Regions from separate parts of the Homo sapiens genome. Here all the other regions are linked to region 1. A link is a loop called in an ENCODE intact Hi-C map of the cell type or tissue named here. Cell type or tissue: endothelial cell of umbilical vein. All regions are shown on one strand. Links, peaks and the distances in the headings refer to the core of each region. The heading gives the core; the rest is flanking DNA.

Region 1 (6,397 bases), core at 1,265-5,264:
GGATTACCAAGGTAATAGCTGAATATTGCTTGGACTTGGATTTAAGGAGGGACAAAGAGACAGGGGAATATTTTCATTGTTTGTCCTCTTGATGGTGGTAGCAGCCCATCTGGAGCAGCTGCTGTGAGGATGCCAGCAGTAGCAGGGGAGGCATGGCCAGGGCTGCATGCTCTGGGAACTGGGCTGGGAACAGGTGATTCAAGTAGGAGCCCCATACCCTACCGAGTTGGTGGGGTGGGAGCCCCTTGCTCCTGGGTGCAGCTGCAGCTGCCCAGACACAGCTCTGGACCTGGGCATCCCTGCACTCTCAGGAGCCCAGGAAGCTCCCTGCTCCCACAAGCTCAGAAGTGCCTACTCCTCCCTGACCTCTCCTGGCACCCATCCTGGTGCAGAGCAAAGCTGTGGCCAAGCCTGGGTGCTGGTGTGACCTGGCTGGGTGTGTATGCACTTGAGGCAGCACTGACACACCAGCCCTTGCTACGTCGGTCTCCTCCAAACTTTGGGCTCCAGTGAGCCCAAAAGGGAGGCCAGGGGGCTGAGAGTGGCTCAGCATAGGCCTGCAGGCACCTCTCAGTGTGGACAGCATGGGCACCACAGACAGTATGTTGATGGCAGGCAGGAGGCAGACAGGTCCCTTGGGGGGGAAGGGGTGGGTCCCTGGTGAACCCCCACCTTAAAGCCAAAGATGTTCTGAAGCCTGGGGGCTGAACTGCCAGTTCTGGGTGGAGTCAGCAATCTGGAGTGAGAACTTCCTTAAGACTTTTGGCTGATTAAATGGTGCTTATTTTAGTCCTGCCCATGGCCACCCATGGACCAATCAGCATGCACTGTCTCTTGCCCATGGACCAATCAGCATGTACTTCCTCTATTCTGAGCCCATAAAAACCCCAGACTCAGCCAACTCAGGCACTCATTGGGACTACCTGCCTGAGGATGTGAGCTGTGTACTTCAGGTCTCCTCTACGCTCCTTGTGATTAACTGCCTGTAGATAGGAGCTATCCACTTTGGGTCTTCTCTCCTCTGATAGCTGTTTGGCCATCCAATAAAGCTCTTCTCCACCTTGCTTATCCTCCAGTTGTCTGTGTAACCTCATTCTTCCTGGACATGGGACAAGAACTTGGGACCCGCTGAATGATGGGAGCAAAAGGAGCTGTATCATGTTCCTGGCCAGCTGGCTAAACTGCAGATGGTGACATGCTCCCAGACTGTGGGAGTGAAGAGTGGCAACCCTTCTGGCGGCCCAGACCTTAGCATTTCCCAGGCAGAGCTGCTGTAAAACTGTATCCCTCTTGCTCTTTGCTGGCACCAGGCGACTGGCCCACACAATGGGAAGCAACAGTGGGGCCAGGCCAGCCCAGGAGGTGTGGGCCAGAGTGGGGTGGTGGGACTGAAAAAGCTGTTAGACAAATGGGCTGAAACATGCCCCAACTCTTGCCATGCTGCAAGGGTTGAGGAGGGAAGAGCTGTCACCCTGCTGGGATCCCAGAACTCAGGGCTCCCCAAGCCAGGAATGTGCCATGCTGTAACACCCTCTTTGGGGCTCTGGGGTTCCTGGTGTCTCCAAGCTTTTGAGTGTCACTGCATTCTCTTTGTCAAGATGCTGGTGCCCGCAGCAGAAGCTGCTTATTGTACGTGTGGTCCAGCCACAGCCTTGCACAGAGCTGGCACCTGTGCTGGTGCCTGAAGCTGCCCCCCCGCTACAGAAATGAGAATTCCTGGCTGAGCACAGTGGCCAGACCTGTGCTTGCTTGCTTACACACCTTTTGCCCCTCCGTGCCTGGCTTGCCCTTTAGCAGGCATGGGATCCGGGCCAGAAGCATGAACCAAGTGCAGCCTGCTGGGCTGAGTGGGCTGAACAAGCCAGCCAGTGTGAGTAAAACTCAAGCAGAGGTGCCACCAGCTCTAGAGGTTTCCAGTTGGTGAAGCGACACTCTAAGGATCCTGTGACCCTCTCTCTCTTGATGATCTGAAATTTCCATCTCCATGTAATTAAAAATATAAAAATACATCCCAATAACTTTAATTTTGGCAGGTTATGAATGTGAAATTAGGGCATGGTGGCATGCTCTTGTAATCCTAGTAGCATTTTGGAAGGCTGAGGCCACAAGTTCAAGGCTGCAGTGCGGATTAATTATGAGCTCCTAAATGATAAAATTACTGTTGTTAACCGTTAGAGATGTTGGTAATTACTAGCTATGTTGAAAGAATGACTAAAAATGCATTAAGCATGAAATCATTATTAAGCTCAAATGGGGCATATTTAAAAGAGGAAACATAGACATCAAAATAAAGAAAAGATGTAGTTGATATGTCTTAAATTTGCTTTTAGTTTTGTATGTTTTCCTTTTGAAATGATAAAAATATATCCAATAAATAAAGTTGATAACTCTCCTTTGCTTTTGTCATATATAATAATTTTTCCAGATAAACAGTTTGATTGTGCAAATACCATAGAATTCTAGGCAGTGAATCAATTTATTCAGGTTTCATTTTAAAATGCTTTGTTAGTATAAGACAGGTAATATATACTTGTGTATTTTTTCCTCCTTTGTGTCAAGAGCTGTATAACTGATTAATTGTGCTAATTTATTAGCTTTAGAACCATGCAGAAAGAAGAGTGCTTCACAGAATGATTGCTTTATGAAGCATAAGGAGAAACAGATGAACATGTGAACAGTGAAAGATCTTTTCCATGGAACTGTGTTCATCCTCTGATTAAAACGAATTGTGTAAAGTTGTATATTGTATTTCACCCTTAGCATTTGGAAATGTGCATGTAATTTTGGTTTTGGTGCTTCATTACAATAATGCGTAGAAAGAAAAAAGGTATTTATAGAATATTGCAAAAGCAAATTTGTAGGATAAAATATGTCTGGCCATGTGTATTAGATACTAGTTAACTCATATCATTACTTCATTGGTACTTCACTAAATTATGTCACAAAAGCAAATACAGGATTTTCCAGAGCATGCTTTTGGAAAAATCTGAAGTTTTATTGAGGACTCATTAATTTTCCCTGTCCCATAACTTACAATTTATTTCACAAGCATTATAAACTTCAGATCATTCAGATATTGCATTTTAGTATTGTAAATTATAAGAATAGATTTAGAATGCATACTTTTTGAGGATAGGTTGCTTTCCTTAATGAAAGTATCATATTTTTAGTTTACAGTGAAATTTAAAGAATGGTTTATTATTTGAGCTACAATTGCAAAAACTTTAGATAATACATTTAAACTTGGCATTAGAAAGAAAAAAACTTTCTAAATAGAAAAACTTTTCAACTTTTCTATTTTTCAACTAGAAATTTATACAGTTAGAATGTTTTTAAAGAAAAAGTTTTATCTGTAAGGGAAGTGCTTACTGCCAACATATTTCACCAAAGCTTAAATTCTCAAGAGGACATGTCATCCTTATAAGCAAACCATTCTGATTACATCAATCACATTATATTACCTTGGGTGACTGACTTGCATGAGAAACCAGCAGTTGTGACTTGAATTGCAATATGCAAGACAGTAAAAACCATATTTTACTTTAAAATATATTAATGTATTACTTTTCCTAATAAAATACATTGAAAATTTTTATCAGTAGCCAGGAAATTATAGAACTAGGCAGTTGTATTCCTGAAGCACTTTCAGTGTTCATGATAATTAATTTGAGAAGTAGACTCTTATCACACAGTAGCATCTGTTGAACATTCTTGTTTTTGGTAAAATTAATTTCTGACTGATTCATGAAATAAATGATAAGGAACATAAATTCAGCTCTTTACTGTATGACTCATGTAACCTATGACTTTTTGGGGGAAGTTTCACATAATGGGAATACATTAAGAAATGTTTTAAATAAAAACACATATAACTAACCTTTTCTCTTAGATCTCAGGCTCTATCTCCTACTGTTTCAAAGCTCTATGATTACAAATATTTTAATAAGGTCAATGTTAGTATATTATAAAGTTATGAAGTAGTCATATACTGAAAACTAAGTTCATTGAAAAATTTCCCAGAGAGATTAGGTAGAACCTCAAATAAGATAATGTTGTTTTCTCTAAGGTTCATTTGCCTGAGATTACTGGCAATCAGGATTCTAATTTGGAACTAAATTGTCAATCCAAATGTACTAACCTGATAGACTGAGTCTCATTACCACCCTCTGCAATGTGGAAGCCTGTTAAATGTGAATTATACATTTCACAATCAAATGGTCCTTTATTTAATCTACCTTCAGAACTTGACTTATTTTGATAATTTTACAAATATATAAGTGAATTGACATACATTCATTTATTCACAAAGCATTTTAAGAGTTACTAAAAGTGATCCCATTTTGGAGAATAGCTTAAAATAATTTCTAATAGGCTTTTAGAGTGGTGAGATTGCAAAAGGCTCTCTTTTCTAAAATCTTTTTTATATTTTCTAAATTTACTATATATAAATATAATATTCTGCAAACAAAATATGTTACTTTAAAAAGAAAGACTATTTTTAATATCCTGACTTTCAAATAATGGGACATTGTAAGGTTATGTACAAAAAAATAAAATATTGAAAACTTTGTATTTCTTCAGCTGAAAAGAGATTATCTGGTTAAATATAAGCAAGTGCATGCTTGAGAGATTCTCACTGTCTGTAAGGTTCTGATAGATATTTAGATCAAGGAAAATTTAACCTGGAATAACTTTCAAAAAAATCTTAGAAACAATGAAATAAACTTACTATTGAAGTATAGAGTATGAACTAAAGGGGTTGTCAGGAAGATCCTTCAGAATAATATTTCTGAATGATTGAAGAAAACTAGAAAGCAAGAGTGTGCATGTGGGTGTGTGTGAGTGTGTGTATGTGTGTGTAAGATAGAGACAGAAAGAGAAAGAGAGAGTGGGAGAATTTAAATAATGGAAGGTTTCCTTAGATTGAATCTTTAGGTTATCTGTTTGTCATTCTGAGTCATTCTCTGAGTAACTCCTGAAGACTGAATTACTCTATTCTTTGAATAATTGGGAATGGGCATAGATCATATTTTGAATGTCTTCATTCCTTCCTCCAAGTCACAAATCTAAGACAGTTTGGCTATATAAATCTGTTTAAATTATTATAATTATTCTGAGTGGCATCAGGTCTGTAAATACAATGAAAAAACCCAAAGAACTTCTTACTGTCTAAAGGATGATTATGAAGCTCTATGTACATAGCTCCCATACTGCTTAACTCATATTATTACTTCATTGCTACTTCACATTACTTCATTGCTATTTGAACTGCCCACAGTTCATAATATAAAAGAAAGAGAATCCATCTTACAAGTTGTATTGAGATTAGAGGTAATATTGGAATGCCAACAGTCAGGCAGATTTTTACAATCATGTGTCTAATCAACAAAAGTGCCAGGCTATTAATGAACTGCACAGACTATTTAGAAGCCTAAGACCCTGACCCTGCCATGAAAGACCTTTAAAACTAACTGAGGAGCTTGTATCTGGTTCACTTTTTGAGAACTTGCCCATATAAGTGATATGCCCCGGAGCTTTATTTGTATCTTCACGTTACATAATTAGATAAGTAAATCAGAATTTCTTTCTTTTAGAAAAATATAAAAATATTCAGCAATCTGAAACCACAGCCTGATAAATAGCTGGCTTTTGGAATTAAGCTTATAAAGTTATATGACTATTCATGATAAAATTTTAACTTTTGACATAAGTTAAATAAGCTTAAATAAAATTTGTTATGAATTTAAGGATGTGTATAGTGAAGATAATTTTCCTGTTAAGTAATCTTATAGAAATAGTTCAATGGCTTTCCCCCATGGCATTTTCTTACGTGTTTTTACTTTCAGTAAAATTTTATAAACATTCCACTATTCACATATTTTTTAAAATCTTGGTTAGTTCTGCTATTTTCAACCTGTTAGAAAAATCTTGGTTGGTTTTTGCTTAATGATTAGCTATTTGAATCAGGTTTCTTTGTGGATTCTAGTTTGCCCCTGTTTCTCTTAAAAAATATATATAGATATATACTTAGATATAAAATATTTATACACACACATATATATGTATCTATTCATTTCATCTGGTTTTGTCAAGTTGAATTATATTTTTGAAGAACAGTTTGTCTTCTTAAATTATTGTAGAAAATAGTTGTGATATGTAATTGTACTGTTAGTAATTAAATATATCTAGGTACTTAGATGCATATGTAGGGGATTAATACTTACATTTACTATTTTTGGAAATTCTACCATCTCACCAACCATGGGTTAGGCTGGGCTTGTCCCACATCCTCCCAATTTTATCAGAGGCCTTGTCAAAAAAACTGTTAAAAAAAATTTGCAACAGGTTAGCTATAACATCAACTTCCTTCATTTTAAAGGCCTAGAGAACTCATAGT
Region 2 (6,397 bases), core at 1,649-5,648, 110 kb after region 1:
TAAATTGTTTCTTTTGCAAACAGTATGCAAATTTGAGCTAAGATTCAAAGTATGTTTACATCCCATATGCAAATGAAGGGTTTTGGTTTACTTGACAATATAAATTTGTAAGATGTTATATGGTTTTCTCATTAAAATAGTATTGCTAATTATGCCTCTAAAGATTTCTTTCTAATGTGTCATTGCTAGGTAAAATACATTATTTAAATATATTTGATGAGCATTTAAATTAAGTAGTAAATGAAGTCGGTGATATTATTACTATTATTATTTAAGACAGATTTGCAATCTGTTGCCCAGGATGGAGTGTAATGGCGCAATTTTGGCTCACTGAAACCTCTGCCTCCTAGGCTCAAATGATCTGCCTGCCTCAGCCTCCCAAAGCGCTGGGACCTAACAGACATGAGTGACTGCAAACTGCCTGTGATTTTTTAATTTTTTAATTTTTTTATTTTTGAGATGGGATCTCACTATGTTGCCCAGGTGGAGGGCAGTGGTGCAAACTCAGGCTCACTGCCACCTATGCCTCCTTGGCTCAAGCGATCTTCCAACCTCAGCCTCCCAAGTAGCTGGGGCCACAGGCACATGCCGCCATGCCCAGCTAATCTTTTGTATTCTTGATAAAGACGATGTTTCACCATGTTGCTCAGGCTGGTCTTGAACTCTTGAGTTCAAGTGACTCTTGTGCCTTGGCCTCTCAAAGTATTGAGATTACAGGCATGAGCCACCATACTTGGCCCTGTGATACTATTTTTAATAAAATTTTTAAAACTTTATTTCTGAGGAAAATTACATGGTCTCATTCAGTTTAACATTTTATATTATATTATTTTGAGATGCTCAAATTCTTTTATGGATTAAGCAAAAATTCCCTGAATGGTAAATGGCACTCGATACATGATTATTCTTTCACTGACTATTTATACAACCCTAAGAAGTACTTACCTAGAATTCACTCTGCTCAAGTGACTTCGACAGCTGAAAAAAAAAAAAAAGCAAACAAAGCAAAAAACTGTCTAAAGAACATCATCTCAATTCTCAAGGTTAAAAAAGACGAAAATAGTAAGTATTTAACATGTTTCAGGAGTTCATTTTATTTGTACAAATTGGCTAACGATAACTATAATTGCTTAAGAGATTATCCAGATTTTTATTGATGAGTAAATTAAACTTTAAAATCAACAGGAAATTTTTTCCAGATGATATCATCAGGAAGTGGTAGGGCTGGAAGGCCCACTCAGTTTATCCTCTCCCAATCCCGTGGTTTTTCAACCATAGCATAATACTTGAGTATAAGGCTGTCATCTGAAGTTGTGGGTTCTAGTAACAACTAAGTTCCTAACCCTTGTTGCATCTTGAATAAGTCATTTACTATTTTTGGTTTTATGTTTTCTAAACTTTTTTATTTGCTTCTTGCCTTTGCTTTATTTATTTTTCTTATTTTCCTACATTAAAAATGGGCATGGAATGAGCTAGATGATTTTTTAAGCTATTTTCAGTCCTGTATCAACACATAGCTTCTCCTGGGTGACCATTTTTCATGGTTAGCTCAAAAATATTTGTGAGGTTGGTAATGATGAATTTTTTTCTTTGAAGTTTTTTTGCATACATGTGTTTCAGTAAAGAAAATAAATAAGAGGCCCTATGCAGTAATTTTGTCTTTTAATATCTGAATCCTATTTACCCATGGCGTACTCCACTAAAATTTTCTCCTTTTATCTTCATTTTCTGTCTTAATTATTGATCTGAGATTTAGTTGCCCTTGAAACTGATGCGCTCAGCAGCTCCAGGGTGGTGGAGTGAGATGGTTGCTAGGCAACCTCACTAGTATCAGACGGGTTATTGAGATCTTTACCTTTGAGAGTCTTGCTTGTGGAGAATCTAAGGAAAAAGCTACTTCTAACTCCTGTGTCTTTAAGTCTCAGAAAATCCAGAGATTTGGAACAAACATACAACATATTTAGAAAGGATTTTCAGGAAAAAATTAGGTGGAATATTTGTGTTTTTTTTCCAGGTTTAAGGAGGTTGCTTTAAAAGAAAAAGTCTTTTGATCCTGTTTTGGTTTCCTACTGCTACATAACAATCATGACAAAACTAATGGTTTAAAAATATAAATGTATTATCTCACAGTTTCTATAGATTAGAAGTCTAGGTATGGTGTTGCTGGGTCTCTGCTCAGGGTTTCCTAATGCTGTAATCAAGGTGTCTGCTGGGGTTGTGGTCTCATTTAAGGCCTAAGATCTTCTTCCAGGTTCTTGTGGTTGTTTGCAGAATTCATTTCCTTGCAGCAACTGACCTCTTCGTGGTTTATTTCTTTAAAGCTAGCAAGAGAAAAAGAGAGAGTTTCTGTTGCTTCCAAACTCTGAGCTCAGAAAAGTCCAAAGCCCTTTTTCAAAGAGCCCAATTAGGTCAGGCTCATACAAGGCAATCTTCCCTTTTTAATTGATATGTCATAATTGTACATATTTATGAAGTACGTGTGATGTTTTGATATATGCCTACAATGTGCGATGATCAAATTAGGTTAATTAGAATATCCACTACTTCAAACATTTATTATTTCTTTGTGTTGGGATCATTTCAAATCTTTTCTGGCTATTTTGAAACATGCAATACATTGTTGTTAACCATAGTCACTCTACTGTGCTGTAGAACACTAGAACTTATGACTTCTAACTGTAGTTTTTACCCATTAACCAACTTATAACATCCCTTTGATGAACTAAATTTAACTGATTGGGGACCTTAATTATATCTGAAAAATTCCTTCATTTTAGTCATATAACGTAAAATAACCTTATTGTGTTCACAGGTCTCACCCACACTCAAGGAAAGGAGCTTATTTAATGGTGTAGATTATTGGTGATCACCTTAAAATTTTACCTATGACAGATGTATTTTAAGTATATAATCAGTGTTCTATTACACTCTCAAATTCTGGGCGGAGATAATAACACAAATAGTTAATTCATTTCTAAGTTCTACTGACTATCAATTATTTTACAATCATATTTTAATAATCACTAAATGTGATTTATTTTAAAATATTACAGTTAGAGCTATTTTCTGTAAATCAAATCATACTTATCAGAGCATTATTTCTGGAGAAATGAATGTGTAATAAATATTGAAGAATATTATGGGGAGCATCTAGTATTAGATGATTCAATTTTATGGCTATGCTTATTAGATTAATTTTGATTGTGATCCAGGCCCAGGGAAGAAATGAAGGCTGAAAATTTTCCATTACTTTTGGTTGATGCAGGTAGTAAATTTTTATACCAGATTAACAGCCAAATCTTGACTTCAAGCTTGTAAATTAGAGTAATATTTCCTCTAGGGAATACAAGAGCACTTTTTTTTTTTTTTGCCATTGTTCATTTCCTACTTCTCTGATGTTATCTCAACACATGAGGGAAAAGTTGGTTCAGAAATAGGAATTGGTCTATTAAACGTAGGCTGTTTTCAAGGGTCACGAGAATATTGTTGGAGCAATCCTGTTGGTTAGTTTGCATTTCCTGAGACCAGAAGAGTCGATGAATAAGAAAACATGACAATAATAGAAAAATAAGAAACAGTACAAACAATCATGTCTCAGAGATTTCTGCAGAGGCATTTGTGAGAGATAACTGAATATATTAGAGTACATATTTTATCGGGCTCTCATAGATTTCCATCTGCAGGTAAACTTTCTTCTGAATTAGTTTTGTTTCATTTATAAATTTCATAAAAATTCAAGCCCTTTGTTTATAATTAAATGGTTAGAAGGACTTTAGAAAGAAATTGACAATTTAAATCATGCCAGAGTATGTCTGAATATATATTTTCCTTGGCAGACTGATCTATTCAGGAAATGTGTCTACGTAACCAAGGCAGATGGGAAATATTTGACAATGGTTATTGTCACCCTTCCTTTCCATCCTTTATGTCCCATCATGGACCCCTGAAGACAAATCATAAATATGAGGGGCATAAATTCTTACACAGATTGCATTATTATTTGTTCCACTAGCTAAAAAGAATTTCAAAGGCTACTATTATGTTTTAAATGTAATTAAGAAGGCAGTAAATAGACAGGTGAAAATATCATGTTGGATGCAGTATTGCCTTGTATTCTATCTGTACTTGGAAAGTTGGATAAACAGAATACTTTTTAATAAACTAGTATGAAAGCACACAAATTCATACATATACTTATGCACAATTATTAATAGAACAGTACTTAATAAGCCCTTAAATGTGAGCAAAATTTTGGACTTTCTAATAAGAAAAAATAAAACTATGCTGGTTGAAAAGCAGTACCACCTATTAAAAATACTATGCAAGCCATATATGTAATTAAAAATTTTTTAGGAATCACATTAAAAACATAAAAAGAAAAAAATAAAATTAATATATTTTATTTACTTTTCAAGGAACAATACATTTTGAAAGCAAAATAAATAAATTATAACATAAAACAGGGTCTGCCAGAGTCTGAATATTTTATTGTTAGAGTTTCCAGAAAAGGTCATGTCGTCACACATAATGAGAAGCAGCTGACTCTCTGATGGAGCTTTCTGGACCAACTGGGTGGATATTTTGGAATTCCTGGGGAGGCTCTTTCACCACCTTTATACCACGCACTTCAGCATTTGATTGCAAATGGATGTCTGTGATTCTAGGCATCTACTTTGTGACAAAACATCTTGCGTGTATATTGAGATCCACTGTTTATCCAATAACAAAACCAAAGTGTCCATTGTACAAGTAAAAAGACTTAAAGCTTACTTTAGCAATTGAGCCAGGATCTCAAGATGCAAATGCCTGGATGGAATGGATTAAATACTCAGTCTGCACTCTAAGCAAAAGCGATTGTTACACTTGAGTGCATCGTAGGCCAGAGGCCCAGGTTGTCCCCTTTCCCACTTGGATGGTTATTTACACATGGCATATCAATTCAATGACACATCTCTAATCAGCGATCTCATGGATCTCTTCTTTTTTGTACCTTATTCGTGGTCACTTAGACTGATGTTGGAACATCTTAAAGGTTCCTAAGATGTTCCTAAGTCCCAGAGTTACGGCAAAGACTTGTTAGTGCTGCAGAAAATCCCTCTCAAGTGGCCACAAGAAAGCTCCCTCCCTGTTTTACCTCAGTTAATTTCCTGGTATTCCACCAGGCTATCTTTTAAACCAGGCCATCCTAAACAAATTCAGATGGGTAAAAATTCATTTAGCCATTTTACAATGATGTCACCAGTGGGTAAGTGTAAGCAATAATATTTTTGTGCAGACAGACATCAGAATTAATTTCTTAATATAGTTTGAATAATCATATAAATTCCTCTTAAGTTATCAAAGATTCTTACCTAGAGATACTTCGACTAATACACTCAATTTTAATTTTACTTTTACTTTTAAAATTTAAATACTATAAGGTGTAAGGAAGGGATCCAGTTTCAGCTTTCTACATATGGCTAGCCAGTTTTCCCAGCACCATTTATTAAATAGGGAATCCTTTCGCCATTGCTTGTTTTTCTCAGGTTTGTCAAAGATCAGATAGTTGTAGGTATGCGGCGTTATTTCTGAGGGCTCTGTTCTGTTCCATTGATCTATATCTCTGTTTTGGTACCAGTACCATGCTGTTTTGGTTACTGTAGCCTTGTAGTATAGTTTGAAGTCAGGTAGTGTGATGCCTCCAGCTTTGTTCTTTTGGCTTAGGATTGTCTTGGCAATGCGGGCTCTTTTTTGGTTCCATATGAACTTTAAAGTGGTTTTTTCCAATTCTGTGAAGAAAGTCATTGGTAGCTTGATGGGGATGGCATTGAATCTGTAAATTACCTTGGGCAGTATGGCCATTTTCACGATATTGATTCTTCCTACCCATGAGCATGGAATGTTCTTCCATTTGTTTGTATCCTCTTTTATTTCATTGAGCAGTGGTTTGTAGTTCTCCTTGAAGAGGTCCTTCACATCCCTTGTAAGTTGGATTCCTAGGTATTTTATTCTCTTTGAAGCAATTGTGAATGGGAGTTCACTCATGATTTGGCTCTCTGTTTGTCTGTTGTTGGTGTATAAGAATGCTTGTGATTTTTGCACATTGATTTTGTATCCTGAGACTTTGCTGAAGTTGCTTATCAGCTTAAGGAGATTTTGGGCTGAGACAATGGGGTTTTCTAGATAAACAATCATGTCGTCTGCAAACAGGGACAATTTGACTTCCTCTTTCCTAATTGAATACCCTTTATTTCCTTCTCCTGCCTAATTGCCCTGGCCAGAACTTCCAACACTATGTTGAATAGGAGGGGTGAGAGAGGGCATCCCTGTCTTGTGCCAGTTTTCAAAGGGAATGCTTCCAGTTTTTGCCCATTCAGTATGATATTGGTTGTGGGTTTGTCATAGATAGCTCTTATTA
Region 3 (6,397 bases), core at 1,649-5,648, 81 kb before region 1:
CTGGTTCTAAGAAACTTTCAGAAAATTATAATAAATATTCTCAGTGAGCCAGGATAAATTTATGAGAAATGAACATTCTGAATTTCTAAGTGAAAAGGATCTACTATGAAAATAAAGTTGGCTGGGCATGGTGGCTCACACCTGTAATCCTAGCACTTTGGGAGGCCGAGGCTGGTGGATTACCTGAGGTCAGGAGTTCAAGGCCAGCCTGGCCAACAGGGTAAAACCCTGTCTCTACTAAAAATATAAAAATTAGCCGGGCATGGTGGTGTGTGCCTGTAATTTCAGCTACCCGGGAGGGTGAGGCAGGAGAATCACTGGAACCCTGGAGGTGGAGGCTGCAGTGAGCCGAGATTGTGTCACTGGCACTCCAGCCTGGGTGACAGAGAAAGACTTCATCTCTAAAAAAAAAAAGATAGAAAGAAAAAAAAAAAGAAAATAAACTTAAATTTTCACAATCTGAAAACCAGAGGAAAATCCTAGATGCTTAAAGAGATGAAAAAATGATTTGTTGGGGATAGGCAACACACTAAAGATGAGAAGTCAGATTGGCTTCAAACTTCTCATCTCAAGCAATGGAAAGCAAAAAAAAATGTGCTGTGTGTTCAAAATTCCGAAATTCCCATTTAATGTAATTTCCAAAATAGAATCTGATATATGAAGAAACCATCAATGATGTATTGGATTGAAATAGGATCAACAGGCTGTATTTTACAAATTGTATCTGCCCTGCTCCCTCTTTCTGGAAAATATTTCACTAAAGTGAAGTAGAAAGCAAAAGAAAAAAAAAAAAAAAAAGAGGAAGGGAAGACATGGGATTTAGGAAACAAGGGCTCCAGTGCCAAAGAATGGTAAAGAAAATACCTGGCACAAGAAAGAAGAAATTCTTCTTCATGGAGAACCACCTGGCCTTCAGATGTCTCTGCCAGAAACATGTCTTAAATCTAGGTGGTGATCCATGTCCTGAAGTCTTAGGAATGATGAAATAGATACAATGCCTGTGTCTTTAGAGGTGATTTAAACAGTGGCAAAGCATTTGCAGCTGAAGTATAGTTCAGAGGAAAATGAACCAGGGAACAAATAAACAAAAAATCCAAGGCGAAGGAAACACTCATGAGAAAAGTAATCATAGTTTACTACATGACTATTTGTGAGCACTGTTTACATATAACTAAGGACTGAATACCACCCCTCCAGCCCCTCCAAATGCATATATTGAAGCTCTAACCTCCAGTATGACTGTATTTGGAGATGGAGCCTTTAGGAGAGAATTAAGTTTAAATAAGACCATAAGGGTGGTGCTCTGATTTAGTTTGGATATTTGTCACCCCAAACTCTCATGTTGAAATGTGATCCCCAATGTTGGAGGTGGGGCCTAGTGAAAGGTTTTTGGGTCATGGGGGTGGATCCCTCAGGAATGGCTTTGTGCTCTCTCTGTGGTAATGAGTTAGCTCTCACTCTATTAATTCATACAAAAGTTGGATGCTTAAAAGAGGTGGCACCCGTCCCTTCATTCTCTCTTGCTCCCCCTCTCACCATAAGACACGTCTGCTCCCTGTATTCCTTCTGCCATGATTGAAAGCTTCCTGAGGTTCTCAGCAGAAGCAGATGCTGACACTGTGCTTCTTGTGCAGCCTGCAGAACAGTGAGCCAAATAAACCTCTTTTCTTTATGAATTACCCAGCCTCTGATATTCCTTTATAGCAACACAAAACAGATTAACACAGACTCTAATCTAATAAGGATAGTGCCCTTATAAAGAGAGGACAAGACACCAGACTCACTCGCTCTCTGTCGCTCTTTCTTAAGGCAGTCTGAGCCAACACACATATTCAAAAATAATCTAAAAGTTGCACATTTATTTAACTGAGATTAGGATATAAAAGATGGGAAAGAAAGTGCTTTTTGTAGCAATGGAAACAGGAAAAATAGCAAAATAGTTACTTAATTATAGTAATAAATCAATAGCCATTACTTATTGGTGTAAAATCAAGAAGTAACAATACAATGTAATTATTTAGAGACATGAAATTAAATTGTAAACCAAAATTCAGAGAAGAAAGCTGAAAATGTTGCATCGGGAGAGATGGAAATAAGTGAGAAAATGGGAATGGAGAGAGGTACAGGACTTTAAGTTTTAAAATAAAACGTGTTATTTATTTAAATACTTCTTAAAATTATGTACGTTATATTTTAAAGATAATAAAAATAATGAAATTTGTGTGTACTCATGAGAGAGAGAGAGAAATCAGTTTGTCCTCTCAAAAGAAAACTGTGTCTGAATTTCAGTTGCTTATTTTGTAGGTGTGTCTAAAATGGATCTTAGAAAGTAAATAGAAACACATTTTTCCTGTAATTTAATTTATGAAAATATGAAATTCATAAAGCTGGGTCTAGAATCGCTGTGACCTGCCTTCTTAAAGTCTAAAATCTAGTGGGAAAAGTGAATCTGCTTCTCAATGGACTCCACTTGGCCTCTCATCCCTGTGGCAAGAGGATGGAAAGTACTAATTCCCTCAAATGAGCCTTCATTTTAGAGCTGTGTATGGCATCATTCTCACTAGAAACTAATCACTAAGAGTGGGGAAGAAATATAGAAATGTGTTCCTGAAAGAAAACCATGTGAATAGATATTCACCCAGTGAGTGGCCAAAACACACACACACACACACACACACACACACACACACACACAATGTCAATTAGAAAGGCTAAACCCTGTAGGTTCACAATCAAATGTCAGTTGGCTCTTTCTCACAACATCTTTCACTGTAATAATGTTATCACTCGACATGAAGGCCTAGCACTACCAAAGTGTCTTCAGCTTATTTCTGCTTTTGACTCTCCATATTTAAACATTTGCTAAGTTCAATAAAGTCTACTGCTTCAGTGACCAATTTATTTCAGCATGATTATAGTTCTGTATCTCATTGCTGCTTGCTTAGATTATTGAAGTGCCTCATCACTGGTTTGAGTTTTCTGGGTTTTTTTTTCTTTCACCCCACTCTCACAATCACACAGTTCTAATCATTTTCTATTTTTTCTTAAGTATTTCAAATATTTTTCCAAAACTATAATAGCTTAAAACTAAAAACAAGCTTATTATTTATATTTAATAAACTTTAGTTCTTTAACAGGATGTAATATTATACAACTCTTAGAATTATAATTCTCAAGAATGTAGGGGTTATATGCATATTATGGTGTAATATTAAAGAAATAAAAAAGCAGATTGTGACAACACTAGTTATGCATGGTGCACCATGAGCACCTGAATGAAGAAAGAAATTAATTCACAAACACCTTGGTGTGGTATTAGAATTAAGTGTTTTCTTTATATTTTTCTTTAACATCCGTGATAAGACATCTGTGGTAAAGACTTCCAGTGCTCAAACATTTTGATGGTCTGTCTGAGCCTATGGACATTTGAGAGGTTTGTGCTTCTCAGTCCTTTTGCAGCCAGGTGAGATCATTTGACTGGTTTTGTCCAATGGCCTGTGATAGAAGCGACATAGGACATTTTCATGCTGAAGCATTTGTTTCCTGGGGTGAACATTTCCAGCTCTCTTTCTTCCCTTTGCACAGTGATCAGAGAGTAATTTTCATGTGGAGACAGGGGAGCCACAGGATGTAAGCATCTTGGGTCACATAGTTACTTTACAGAGGACGATTGCCCTGCTGAGTCATCCAGGCCACTGTGCACTAGACATGCGTGATAAATAAACCTTTGTTGTGTTAACATAATGATTTATGTGTTTATTTGTTAAAGCAAGATAAGTTAGCTTATCCTGATTAGCACATCTTTTAAATGATAAAAGTAATAAAGCAAAAATATTCAATAATCAAATGAAGAAAAATTCTTTTACATGCTTAAATAAATAGAAATCACAATTATAATTGTCCTGAGGTTTTAAATCCATTTAGAAATAAAGTAGATTAATTTAAAAATATATTTTAAAATGAATTAATTTTCTGCTGAAAAATATTAATTTGGATTTCTTTTGCACTTTCTTTATGTCTGGCTTATTTCCTAGTACATTCTAAATTTGTACCAGCCCCTCTATGACTAATAGAATTGTCATAAAAGATAGCCATGCTTTTATTTAATTCCAACAGTAATTCAGTTTGATGTATTTGTTCATTCATTTATTCTTTCATTAATTTATGTAATATATCTTAATTGAAAACCTACCATGTGTCAGACACTGTTCTAAGTACTCAGGATACAAATAACAGTAACCAAAATAACTACATTTAATAACTCTCTTTTTTTCTGTTCTATAAATTATTTGAAGCATTTTATCTCATTTGATTCTTGTATTTATGATGAGCCTGGTTGTTATTCTAATCTTGGGTAACGAATCTGAGTCCTAGAGAATTCAAGTAATGTTCATAAAGTACCACAGCTGATAAATGAAAAACCTAGGATTCAAATCCATGTCTGAAACCAACGTGTAACCTCTTTTCTTCACGTTGTGTTACCATAAACCCCAGTTTTCAGTTTACATTTATTGCCCTATTTTATGGAAATATAATACCCTATTACTCTTCAAAGTATCCTGGTGTGGAAGATAAAATATGTGGCCATTTTACTCATGCTTTGTAGCTTCACATGGTCACTGCTCACAGGATAGGGAAAGTTCAACCATGTCCAGAGGTATTTTCAAGGGTAATCAAACATAAAGGTAACATTGAAAGACCAGTAAATCTTCCTTGTTCATTGTTATCCTATGTAGTAGAGGAGTCTCAACAGAAAAGAGCACTTTAGGAAAAACAAAAAACAAGCAGGAAGTTGGAGTAGTGATACGTAAAGAAATTCAGTAACAGCCAAGAAATGTCAACAAAGAACCCAATTGTGCTAATTTGCTGCCAAGAAGACACACAACTGTACTTCATAATGTTAAATTATGTATGACTTTCCCAAGCTTATTTATTTACTGGATTATGCAAGAGTACCCAGATGGCCAGCCAAGGTCATATAGATAAGTGGCATAGTACAGAATGTTGACTGAAAAGAGCAATATCACTGCTAAATAAGAATAATCAGTCCCTGAACATCACACTCATTTGTGAGCCTACATATAGATCAAGAATGAAATGCTGTGAGAGTTTATTTTGTGGCTACAGACATCAGCCATGGTGGGCCTCTTTGTCAGATTATAAATTTGGAAAGTTACTTCATATTTTACTTGACTGACCACTAGTTATTATCTGATTTATGTCCCATAGTTGTCCTAAATAAATGAATAAAAAAAGAAATGGGAGAGAAGAAGAGAGAAAAGAAGAATTGTAAGACAGTTTCTACCGCAAAGATATAGACAAACCAGATTTCACATCTTCTGTCTTAGTAGTTATGGCACATGTGGAAAATGTTTAATAACAGCATCGATTGTCAGTTTTCTCATCTGTAAAGTGGGAGCATATCATTTTTTAGAACTGTTGGGGGGATGGTAGGTGCATATATGAAAAAATAAAATAACTTTCAAAATAAGTCAACAATACAATGAATTCCTATACAATTTAATGTTACTTGGGTTGGATACTTTTAAGTATTATGTCCAATGCAAAGCAAATAATCCTGTGCTCTACCCCAAGATCAGCCCATTTCTGGAGGACTGATACTGACACTTGCCAGCAGATAATAAGTGAATATTACCAGTCAGGGACTCCTTTGGGGGATAGCGAAGGCCCTGGAATCCATGACATATCCTTTTAAAATAGTAAAAAAAAAAAAAAAAAAAAAATGTGGATATTTAGGTTTTATCTGGAAAAACATGGGAGAACCTATCTATCTTTAAATACTCAAAAGGCTTTCACAATCAATCAGCATAAGTAAATCAATCAAATAGTAAATGTCCTGGGAGTTACGTTTGGTGTAACAATTATAACAGTCCATAATTTGTAGATTTAAGGGCATGCTTTAAGTGGCTGGGTAACCATTTACAAGGGCATGAGAGAAACTAGCAAACATTTTTAAAAAGTTGAAATTCTTGAATTCTAAGAATTCTTCCAACTCTTACATGTTTCTTCGTGCCCAGTAGTTTACAGTGAAGCAATATATTTGAAATGTCATGCATTCACTAGAAGTTTATGCAAAAAATGAAATAGAAACAAAATTGTGGAGGACAAAGATGTAAAAAATAAGATGGAAAATATACATTGCAGAAACAAATCAGCAAAAATTACTAACAAAATAATTTAAGAAACATTTTAGGACTTAAGAACATGACTTTCTAGATTGAAAGGGCTCACAAAACGATGAAAAAATATGAAAACATAAAATCATACTAAAGCAAACATACCATTGTGGATGTTCCTAACACTGAGAATAATGTGAAAAACCTAACGCCTTTCAGAGGATGGGAGCAAAAAGGCCACATACTAAGGTGTCAAGAAG

What was found. A loop is a pair of places that touch in the nucleus more often than their neighbours do. Peaks named below come from ENCODE experiments on the same cell type or tissue, not always from the same donor. Only the 100,000 strongest peaks of a DNase experiment are listed, where the experiment ranks them.
Region 2: a loop joins it to region 1, with 6 times the contacts of the local background. A loop is called at or near these places in 1 of 110 quality-filtered maps.
Region 3: a loop joins it to region 1, with 6 times the contacts of the local background. A loop is called at or near these places in 1 of 110 quality-filtered maps.

What each region holds. Positions count from the first base shown.
Region 1 is chr11:23,201,922-23,208,318 of GRCh38, forward strand. It overlaps LINC02718 (long intergenic non-protein coding RNA 2718), which reads left to right. Exons shown (of 11, transcript NR_187210.1): 11 at 1,077-3,876. Among named protein-coding and RNA genes, the nearest start is that of MIR8054, 210 kb to the right of the region's middle. In endothelial cell of umbilical vein, for the core only: no CTCF peak of the experiment used is centred there; DNase peaks (open chromatin) are centred at 3,760 and 4,960; H3K27ac peaks cover 2,788 bases.
Region 2 is chr11:23,310,930-23,317,326 of GRCh38, forward strand. No RefSeq gene overlaps it. Among named protein-coding and RNA genes, the nearest start is that of MIR8054, 110 kb to the right of the region's middle. In endothelial cell of umbilical vein, for the core only: no CTCF peak of the experiment used is centred there; DNase peaks (open chromatin) are centred at 3,452 and 3,782; H3K27ac peaks cover 661 bases.
Region 3 is chr11:23,120,319-23,126,715 of GRCh38, forward strand. The region is part of intron 4 of LINC02718 (long intergenic non-protein coding RNA 2718); the gene reads left to right. Among named protein-coding and RNA genes, the nearest start is that of CCDC179, 260 kb to the left of the region's middle. In endothelial cell of umbilical vein, for the core only: no CTCF peak of the experiment used is centred there; a DNase peak (open chromatin) is centred at 3,673; H3K27ac peaks cover 473 bases.